2 separate regions of the Homo sapiens genome follow, and region 1 is linked to region 2. A link is an interaction called in ENCODE POLR2A ChIA-PET data of the cell type or tissue named here. Cell type or tissue: PC-9. All regions are shown on one strand. Links, peaks and the distances in the headings refer to the core of each region. The heading gives the core; the rest is flanking DNA. Region 1 overlaps RNF220 (ring finger protein 220). Region 2 overlaps ARMH1 (armadillo like helical domain containing 1).

Evidence for each region. Peaks named below come from ENCODE experiments on the same cell type or tissue, not always from the same donor. Only the 100,000 strongest peaks of a DNase experiment are listed, where the experiment ranks them.
Region 1: POLR2A ChIA-PET joins it to region 2 with 14 read pairs; 8 of 35 experiments call an interaction of 5 or more read pairs at or near these places.

Annotation. Positions count from the first base shown.
Region 1 is chr1:44,650,733-44,655,116 of GRCh38, reverse strand. RNF220 (ring finger protein 220) reads right to left here. Exons shown (of 15, transcript NM_018150.4): 15 at 3,394-4,384. The coding sequence ends at 4,342. It overlaps TMEM53 (transmembrane protein 53), which reads left to right. Exons shown (of 3, transcript NM_024587.4): 3 at 1-1,870. The coding sequence ends at 558. Among named protein-coding and RNA genes, the nearest start is that of SNORD145, 18 kb to the left of the region's middle. RefSeq lists an enhancer at 4,252-4,384. In PC-9, for the core only: CTCF peaks have their summits at 1,873 and 2,088 (motif pointing right); a DNase peak (open chromatin) is centred at 2,076.
Region 2 is chr1:44,701,365-44,705,748 of GRCh38, reverse strand. ARMH1 (armadillo like helical domain containing 1) reads right to left here. Exons shown (of 12, transcript NM_001145636.2): 6 at 1,576-1,660. LOC105378690 (a long non-coding RNA gene) reads left to right here. Exons shown (of 5, transcript XR_007066059.1): 4 at 4,154-4,384. Among named protein-coding and RNA genes, the nearest start is that of RNU5F-1, 18 kb to the left of the region's middle. In PC-9, for the core only: no CTCF peak of the experiment used is centred there; a DNase peak (open chromatin) is centred at 2,368.

The DNA of each region.
Region 1 (4,384 bases), core at 69-4,068, 50 kb after region 2:
CTGCTCGAGCTGCTCTTTGATTATGAGATTGAGAAGGAGCCCCTGCTCTTCCATGTCTTCAGCAACGGTGGCGTCATGCTGTACCGCTACGTGCTGGAGCTCCTGCAGACCCGTCGCTTCTGCCGCCTGCGTGTGGTGGGCACCATCTTTGACAGCGCTCCTGGTGACAGCAACCTGGTAGGGGCTCTGCGGGCCCTGGCAGCCATCCTGGAGCGCCGGGCCGCCATGCTGCGCCTGTTGCTGCTGGTGGCCTTTGCCCTGGTGGTCGTCCTGTTCCACGTCCTGCTTGCTCCCATCACAGCCCTCTTCCACACCCACTTCTATGACAGGCTACAGGACGCGGGCTCTCGCTGGCCCGAGCTCTACCTCTACTCGAGGGCTGACGAAGTAGTCCTGGCCAGAGACATAGAACGCATGGTGGAGGCACGCCTGGCACGCCGGGTCCTGGCGCGTTCTGTGGATTTCGTGTCATCTGCACACGTCAGCCACCTCCGTGACTACCCTACTTACTACACAAGCCTCTGTGTCGACTTCATGCGCAACTGCGTCCGCTGCTGAGGCCATTGCTCCATCTCACCTCTGCTCCAGAAATAAATGCCTGACACCTCCCCACAACCTGCAATCTGTCGGGCACTCTTCTCGTTCAACTCCCTGTAGCCCTTTGGGACTTTGCGGTCCCCTAAGTAGAAAATTCCTATGGGCCTGTCTCCTGGGGGCCTCTGTCTGCTGGTGGTCTGCTTACCACAGAATCCTAAGGGGCAGGAGTGCCTGGGCATGTGTCTGTGGGAGCCTTGCAGTCAGTTGTGTTTGGACAAGTGCAACAGTCAGGCTGCTGATTCCTGTGGCATGCAGGCTGTAGAGGTTGACAAATGGAGGGGGGTGTTGAGGGTGAGCCCTAGTTGATTTTTTAAAATTTAAACTCTGGTAAGAACATTTAATATGAGACCTACTCTCTTTTTTTCTTTACTTATTTATTTATCTATTTATTTCAAGACAGGGTCTCACTCTGTCACCTAGGCTGGGGTGCAATGGTGCAATCATGGCTCACTGCAGCCTCAACCTCCCAGGCTCAAGTGATCCTCCCACCTCAGCCTCCCAAAGTGCTAGGATTACAGGCATGAGTCACCGCGCCTGGCCAAGATCACCTAACAAAATTGTAAGTGTGTACGATACTTAAAATTTAAGAGATTATGTGCACGGCAGACCTCTAGAACTGAATAGTCTTGCATCTTGCATAATTCAGAACTTCATCATCTTGCATAACTGAAACTTTGTGCCTGTTACCAGAGTTGAGTTTTGATTCCTTGAATGGAAGGTGACCTTTGTGGGGAGATGCCAGAGGGAAGGTATATCGGTCAGGGGTAGCGTCAGGCTGCGGATAGGGGCTATGATCTTTGCTCCAGCAGGGCGAAGCCCTACAGTGTAAAGTACCATTCACATGGCTCCCACTTGGCAGTTCACTCAGAGAGGCTCCTCTGACCCCATTGCCTGGGAGTCTGAGGTAGAAGCCAGATGAGGAGCTGAGGTTAGGGGCCTGCCTGGCTCTACCACACTTTGCTAGGAAGCCGCTGGGTCTGGGAAAGTTGCAAGCTGAAAGTTGCCAGAGACAGTGGGGGGCAGGAAGGCAGCAGCATTGTAACAGGAGCTGGGATGAGCTAACTCCCAAGCCCTAAAGACCAGAACCAGGGTAAGGGGATTTGGGCTGAAATAGCAAACTCCTTCATCTTCTGGAAGGGAGACCCACTTAGATACTCTCTAGGCAGAAGAGGTGAATTCAGCCTGATAGTTCAGTATCATTGATCATTCTAGAAGTCACTACTGCACAATGTTGGCATATAGTAGGTATTCAATAAATATTTGATTGAATGAGCTTACCGTGGTGATCACGGGGCTTAGGGGGCAGTGAAGGAGATGGCTAGAAAAGCTCTGGATGGGAGCTGACTCTTGGGGATGATGGATCCTTTGTCCCCAGAGCCGCGTTCTGTCTGCATCCCATCAGTCCTTGGTGAGTCCCCACTATGGTGGCAGGGATTCCCATGCTGTGTGGCTGCATTCCTAGCCATGGCCAACAGGTGGCAGTGCAGCCTGTGCCATGAGACAGCTCAAGGCTCCCACAGCAGGGCGGGCTTCAGTGGAATGCCCTCACTCTGGGTTAATGGCCCCTTTTAGAGACCATATGGCCCCCAGGGTGGCAGTAACCAGCCATCAAGGACCTACTGAGTCCAAGCTTGTGGGAGGGGAGACTAAAGACATCAAAGAAGTCGGCCTGACAGGAACTGGGCATTAAGAGCCTCCTCTTCATCTCTCCGTTGCCCTCACCTACCCACTCTTCTCTTCCAAACCTGTTTCTTTCCCAAACCCTCAGCCATCGCTGGAGCTGTTCCACCCGCCTCGACAGAGGCTGTGTACATCCCCAGGATCCCTGTGTTCAGGATATTGGGTGCCATCAAACTGGGCGTGGAGCTGTGAAGGGCCTTTGCTGGGCTCCAAGGGGGACTTGTCTGTGCTTCATCTGGGTGCAAAGGGTGGCAGGAGCTGCCAACTGGACCCAATTCTGAGGAATTCACTGTGGGTATCCCAGAGAAAATGGGCAACTAAGGCTGGGGATTTGGGCAGATGGGCCTGGTGTGCAAGGTGTCAAAGCAAGTCTGGAGTCATGGGGCTACTCTGGGGCCTTGACTGTTTTTCTCCAAACAGCTTTCTGTTGTGGGTGAAGACTTACATGTAACTTTTAGCACCTGCCTGGGAGGCATCTAGGAAGCTGAGCTACCTCACTGGCAGTGGGGAGCTGTGGGGGTCAAAGTGCCATCTCTCCAGCCTTGGTTCTCTGAGCACATGGGAGACTTGAAGGTCCATCCTGGATAATAGGGTTTCCATTCTTTCCATTTGAGAATCTAGGCAGTAGCTACACTGGGATGATGGTCACTAGAGATACATTTGGAGAATAGAACAAAAGCCTGGGAGGCTGATAGGGTGATCCCACTGTGGTCTCTGGTATGTTTCAGGGGACCAGAAAGGGATAGAGGCCTGGGGCTTGTGTTTGTACCCAAGCTTGTGGCCACTCCTAGCCTAGGTTGGGGGATAGAGCTTGCATCCCCTCTGTACCCCCAAGCTCTGACCTCTTCTGTGATTAATGAGCTGACGATTCTGCATCGATAAAGAATTAACCTAGAGCCCCTACCCATCAATAGTCAGGAGCCCAGATCCCCAGCCCCACCCCCCTCCAAACCAAATGCTCCACGGCCCCAGAGCAGACCAACCCTGCACAGTGTCATACACCTATAGCTAAGTCCTTTCCCCCATCCTGCCACCAGGAATTAACCCCTTAACTGCCTCAGCCCACCTCCCCTAGTTAGCTCCCCCACCACCCCACACACATAACACACAGGCAGCAACTGTTTATACTGGTTTAATCCATGTCAAATGTAGTTTACAAAGGGAAAGGACAAGTACCTTTGTATAGAATATACAGACACAGCATCACACCACAGGGCCCACGGGAGGGTCGGGGAGACGACACTTTTTCCCTGGGAAAGGCAGCTCTAATCCCAGGAATGGTTCTCAGCAGAGGCTGGGTGGCCAGGAGCACTGTCCTCTAGCCCCCTAACTCAGCCTCTGCTTCAGCTCGGTTCCCATTTCCTGCCTCTACCCCCCAACTCCTTATAAAGAGCCCCATGAGCTAAGACTAAGGAGAGGATCATGTCCCTTGGGGCGTGTGCCCCATGTCTGGGAGAAGAAATATACACCACTGAACACCGAGCACATGGGAGAGGGAAGGGACACCACAGGAGAGAGAGAGGCAGGTACCCCAAGAGGTGGATGGGCCGAGCTCCCAGCCAACCCTGAAGGAGGCGCTGCTTCCAGGGGTTCTTAAAAAAGAAGAAAATCATACAACCAAAGGGGGAGGGGACAGGTAGAGGGCGAGGAGTTGTCCCATTTATACACAACATTGTAAACATACACGGTCTATATTACATGTGCTTCAGTCTGGTGTTTGCATGTCTGTCTGTCCGTCTGTCAGTATGGGGGCTGGATCTTAGGAGCCGTGCCCCACTACTCCCCCAACCCCCACCTCCCTGCCCCACCCTGGGAACAGAGCTGGAACAGGTATGGCCCCCAAACCATAGGTGGGAGCCAGCAGGTAGTGCCTGGGCCACAGCCTCTACTCTGGCTCCAGAGTCCTGCGTGTGTAAATGTGTGTGTGTGTACGCATGTTTGAGTATGTGCATGTATGTACATGGGGAACCTGTGTGCAAGTATGTACAAAGGGAGACGGTCACTGTCACAGAGGCTGGGGGCAGGTGGGGCTGCTGGAGGCGAGGCCTGCCTGGGGCAGATAGCTCACAAGTAGATCCTCCGCAGGTCTCCGGGCGCTGTGATCGTG
Region 2 (4,384 bases), core at 203-4,202:
GTTTAAATATCTGCCATGCGCTATATGTTAAAAGCATAAACTTTAGAGTCAGGCAGATCTGGCTAGAATCCAATAGCTGTGTAACCTTGGGAAGCATACTTAATCTCTCTGTGCTTTATTGTTGTATCTTGAAAAACATAAAAATACGTATCTTTACCATTCATTCATGGAAACATTTGAATACCTAATATGTACCAGGGTTTGTACTCTTATGGTTATTTTGTTGTTATTGCTGTTGTTTTGTTGTTTTTTTTTTGAGACAGAATCTTGCTCTGTCACCCAGGCTGGAGTGCAGTGGCGAGATCTCGGCTCAATGCAACCTCCGCCTCCTAGGTTCAAGTGATTTTCATGCCTCAGCCACTCAAGTAGCTGGGATTATGGGCACATGCCACTACCCCTGGCTAATTTTTTTGTATTCTTAGTAGAGACGGGGTTTTGCTGTGTTGGCCGGGCTGGTCTCAAACTCCTGGCCTCAGGTGATCCGCCTGCCTCGGCCTCCCAAAATGGTGGAATTACAGGCGTGAGCCACCATGCCTGGCCTCTTATGGTTATTTTGAGAAGTAAATGAGGTGATGTATGGAAAGTGGCTGGCACATAGAAGTTCTCAATAAATAGGCCGGGTGCGGTGGCTCATGCCTGTAATCCCAGCACTTTGGGAGGCCGAGGCGGGTGGATCACGAGGTCAGGAGATCGAGACCATCCTGGCTAACGCAGCGAAACCTCGTCTCCACTAAAAAATATAAAAAATTAGCCGGGCATGGTGACAGGCGCCTGTAGTCCCAGCTACTTGGGAGGCTGAGGCAGGAGAATGGTGTGAACCCGGGAGGCAGAGCTTGCAGTGAGCTGAGATTGCGCCACTGCACTCCAGCCTGGATGACAGAGCGAGATTCCGTCTCAAAAAAAAAAAAAAAAAAGTTCTCAATAAATAAAAGCTCCTGGCCGGGTGCAGTGGCTCATGCCTGTAATCCCAGCACTTTGGGTGGCTGAGGTGAGAGGATCGCTTGAGGCCTGGAGTTCAAGACCAGCCTGGGCAACATAGTGAGACCTCGTTTCTGCAAAAAATTAAAAAGTTAGATGGATGTAGTAGTGCACACTTGTGGTCCTAGCTACTTGGGAGGTTGAGGAGGGAGAATATCTTGAGCCCAGGAGTTTGAGGCCACAGTGAGCTATGATGGTACCACTGCACTCCAGCCTGAGCAGCAAAGCAAGACCCTGCCTCAAAAAAAAAAAACCCAGCAAAAACAACCAACCAAATACTACGACTATTCAGTTTAGTTTCTTAGAAGAAGGACATTCCTCAGGGTGATTTCTGTTTAGCCAGGAAGCATCACATAAGACTGGGAGCCAGAGCCAGCTCTGGACCCAGGCAGATTCTCGTAACCGTTCAGGCACCCTAGGCACCCTGTGGTTGACGCAAGGCATAGGTGTGACTGACATTTTCTGAACCAGCATCTTCCATCTGCCAAGGCTGTCTCAGACACTCAACATCAAGGCTCTTTGTGACTAAGAGAAAGCTTTTGAGAGCTGATATGTCTGGCTCTCGGTGCCCCCTTCTGCAATCTGGAGGCTCCCTACCTTCATACTGGACTTCCAGGTGCATCGTGCCCAGCACCTTCAGCACGCAGTCCACGATGCTGGGGTGTGTGGTCCCAATGATTGGCTGACCAGACAGACAACAGGACAAGGTGGTTAGTCTTTTTTTTTTTTTTAAAGATGGATTCCCGGCCGGGTGCGGTGGCTCACGCCTGTAATCCCAGCACTTTAGGAGGCCGAGGTGGGCAGATCACGAGGTCAGGAGATCCAGACCATCCTGGCTAACAAAGTGAAACACTGTCTCTACTAAAAATGCAAAAAATTAGCTGGGCGTGGTGCCAGGCGCCTGTAGTCCCAGCTACTCCTGAGGCTGAGGCAGGAGAATGGCGTGAACCCGGGAGGCAGAGCTTGCAGTGAGCCGAGATCGCGCCACTGCACTCCAGCCTGGGAAACAGAGCCGTCTCAAAAAAAAGAAAAGAAAAAAGAAAAAGATGTATTCCCACTCTGTCACCCAGGCTGGAGTGCAGTGGCGCGATCTCGGCTCACTGCAACCTCCGCCTCCTGGGCTCAAACGATTCTTCTGCTTCAGCCTCTGAGTAGCTGGGATTACAGGTGCCCGCCACCATGCCCAGCTAATTTTTTTTTTTTTTTTTTTAGTAGAGACGGAGTTTCCCCATGTTGACCAGGCTGGTCTCGAGTTCTTGACCTCAAGTGATCCACCCGTTTCAGCCTCCCAAAGTGCTGGGATTACAGGCATGAGCCACTGTGCCCGCCCAAGGTGGTTAGTCTTTAGATCTTGTCTACCTGTTAGAAAGGAAACGCAGACTTCCAAACAGCCAGGTGCCTGGGTGAATGGGGAGAGGGAGGGAGGGCAGTGGTGAGTCACTGGGCCTAGGCTGAGGCTGCCACTGAACTCTCTAGCTCAGGAGGCATTAAATGAGGCTACCTGCTAGAGGTGCAGGAACAAGGCCGGCTACTCTGATTGGGGGAGAGAGGACACAGGGCAAGGAGAATGGAACTCATTCAAGATCCTAAAATCTTCTCTTCCTCAGGAACCTCATCCCATCAGACAGCCCCCTTTTTCCTCTCTCCTCAAACTTTACCCATGCATTGGTTCTTTTCTTTTAGCATTAAACATCCTCAAGCTCATCCATATTTAACAACATCGTCCTTCAACTCTGTCTTCTCCTTTGCTATTGCTCTTTTTTCCCTTTACATCTAAGCCTCCCAAGAGAAGCCACTTCTTCATCCCCTATTCATCCTTTGATGGGCTGCTGCGATTTAATTTTTCCTGCCATAGACAGTCTCCTAACTCACCAAAACTTTTCCTGCTGGGACTATCTTTCTATTCTACCCTTACTGAATGACTTTGTTGCATCTGACCCCAGCTGATCATGTCCTCCTTACGGAAACTCTTTTCCCTTGATTTTCCAACCCTATTTTTCTTCTATCACTGTCATTGCCCTCTTTCTTTTTCTTTTCTTTTCTTTTTTTTTTTTTTTTTTGAGATGGAGTCTCGCTGTGTCTCCAGGCTGGAGTGCAGTGGCACAATCTTGGCTCACTGCAACCTCCGCCTCCTGGATTCAAGCAATTCTCCTGCCTCAGCCTCCCGAGTAGCTGGGATTACAGGCACACACCACCACGCCCAGCTAATTTTTGTATTTTTAGTAGAGACAGAGTTTCACCATGCTGGCCAGGCTGATCTTGAACTCCTGACCTCATGATCCACCCACCTCGGCCTCCCAAAGTGCTGGGATTACAGGAGTAAGCCACTGCGCCCGGCCCTGTCATTGCCCTTTTTTGAAGAGGCAGAGTGGTATGTGGAAAGAATAAGGACGTAGGAGAGGGTGGATTTAAATTCTCGATTGGTAAACACCTTTTACTTAGCATGCGGCCTTGGGTAAGTCACTTAACACACTTTCCTGAGCTCAGCTCCACCATCTTTGAAAAAGGGAGAATAGTATCTGCCTCCGTCAGCTATAGTGAAGACTAAGAGAGAGCGTGTAGATAAGCCCCTAACACAGTGGCTGGCATGTATGAGGCACTTAATAACTGGGAACTGTGGAAATAAGATAATAATGATAATCTGATCTGTTTTTAAAATTGTTTTAGAGACAGGGTCTCACTCTATCACTCAGGCTGGAGTGCAGTGGTGCCATCATAGCTCATTGCAGCCTCGAACTCCTGGGCTCACACGATCCTCCCACCACAGCCTCCCGAGCAGCTGGGACTATAGGCACATGCCACCACAGCCAGTTATTATTATTTTTGAATTTGCCTTTTTTTTTTTTTGACACGAGTCTCACTTTTTTGCCCAGGGAGTACAGTGGCATGATCTTGGCTCACTGTAACCTCTGCCTCTCAGGCTAAGCCATCCTCTGAACTCAGCCTCCCAAGTAGCTGGGATTACAGGTGTGCACCACCATGCCCAGCTAATTTTTGTATTTTTAGTAGAGACAGGGTTTCATCATGTTGGCCAGGCTGATCTCAAACTCCTGACCTCAAGTGATCCACCCACTGCAGTCTCCCAAAGTGCTGGGATTACAGGCCTGAGCCACTGCACCCGGTCTGATGGTTCATCTTAAAGCCACTTTTTAAGCCTCTATCCCCTCTTTACTAGGTACGATGTCTTCGTATGCTCACCGTGCCCCAAATTCGGTTTTCACTTGCATCCGAGGGTACTGTCTGAGAGAAGGGCAAAAGCCAACAAGAAAAAAAAAAAAGCCTTCCCCAGCACTGGAGATCTGGCCTCTTCACTTACATGCTGTCTACAAATGCACCATTATTCTTTCCCTATCAAATCGACTCCTTTAATCTTTTCTACAGCCCTTTCATCATCCTTGTTGCTTGT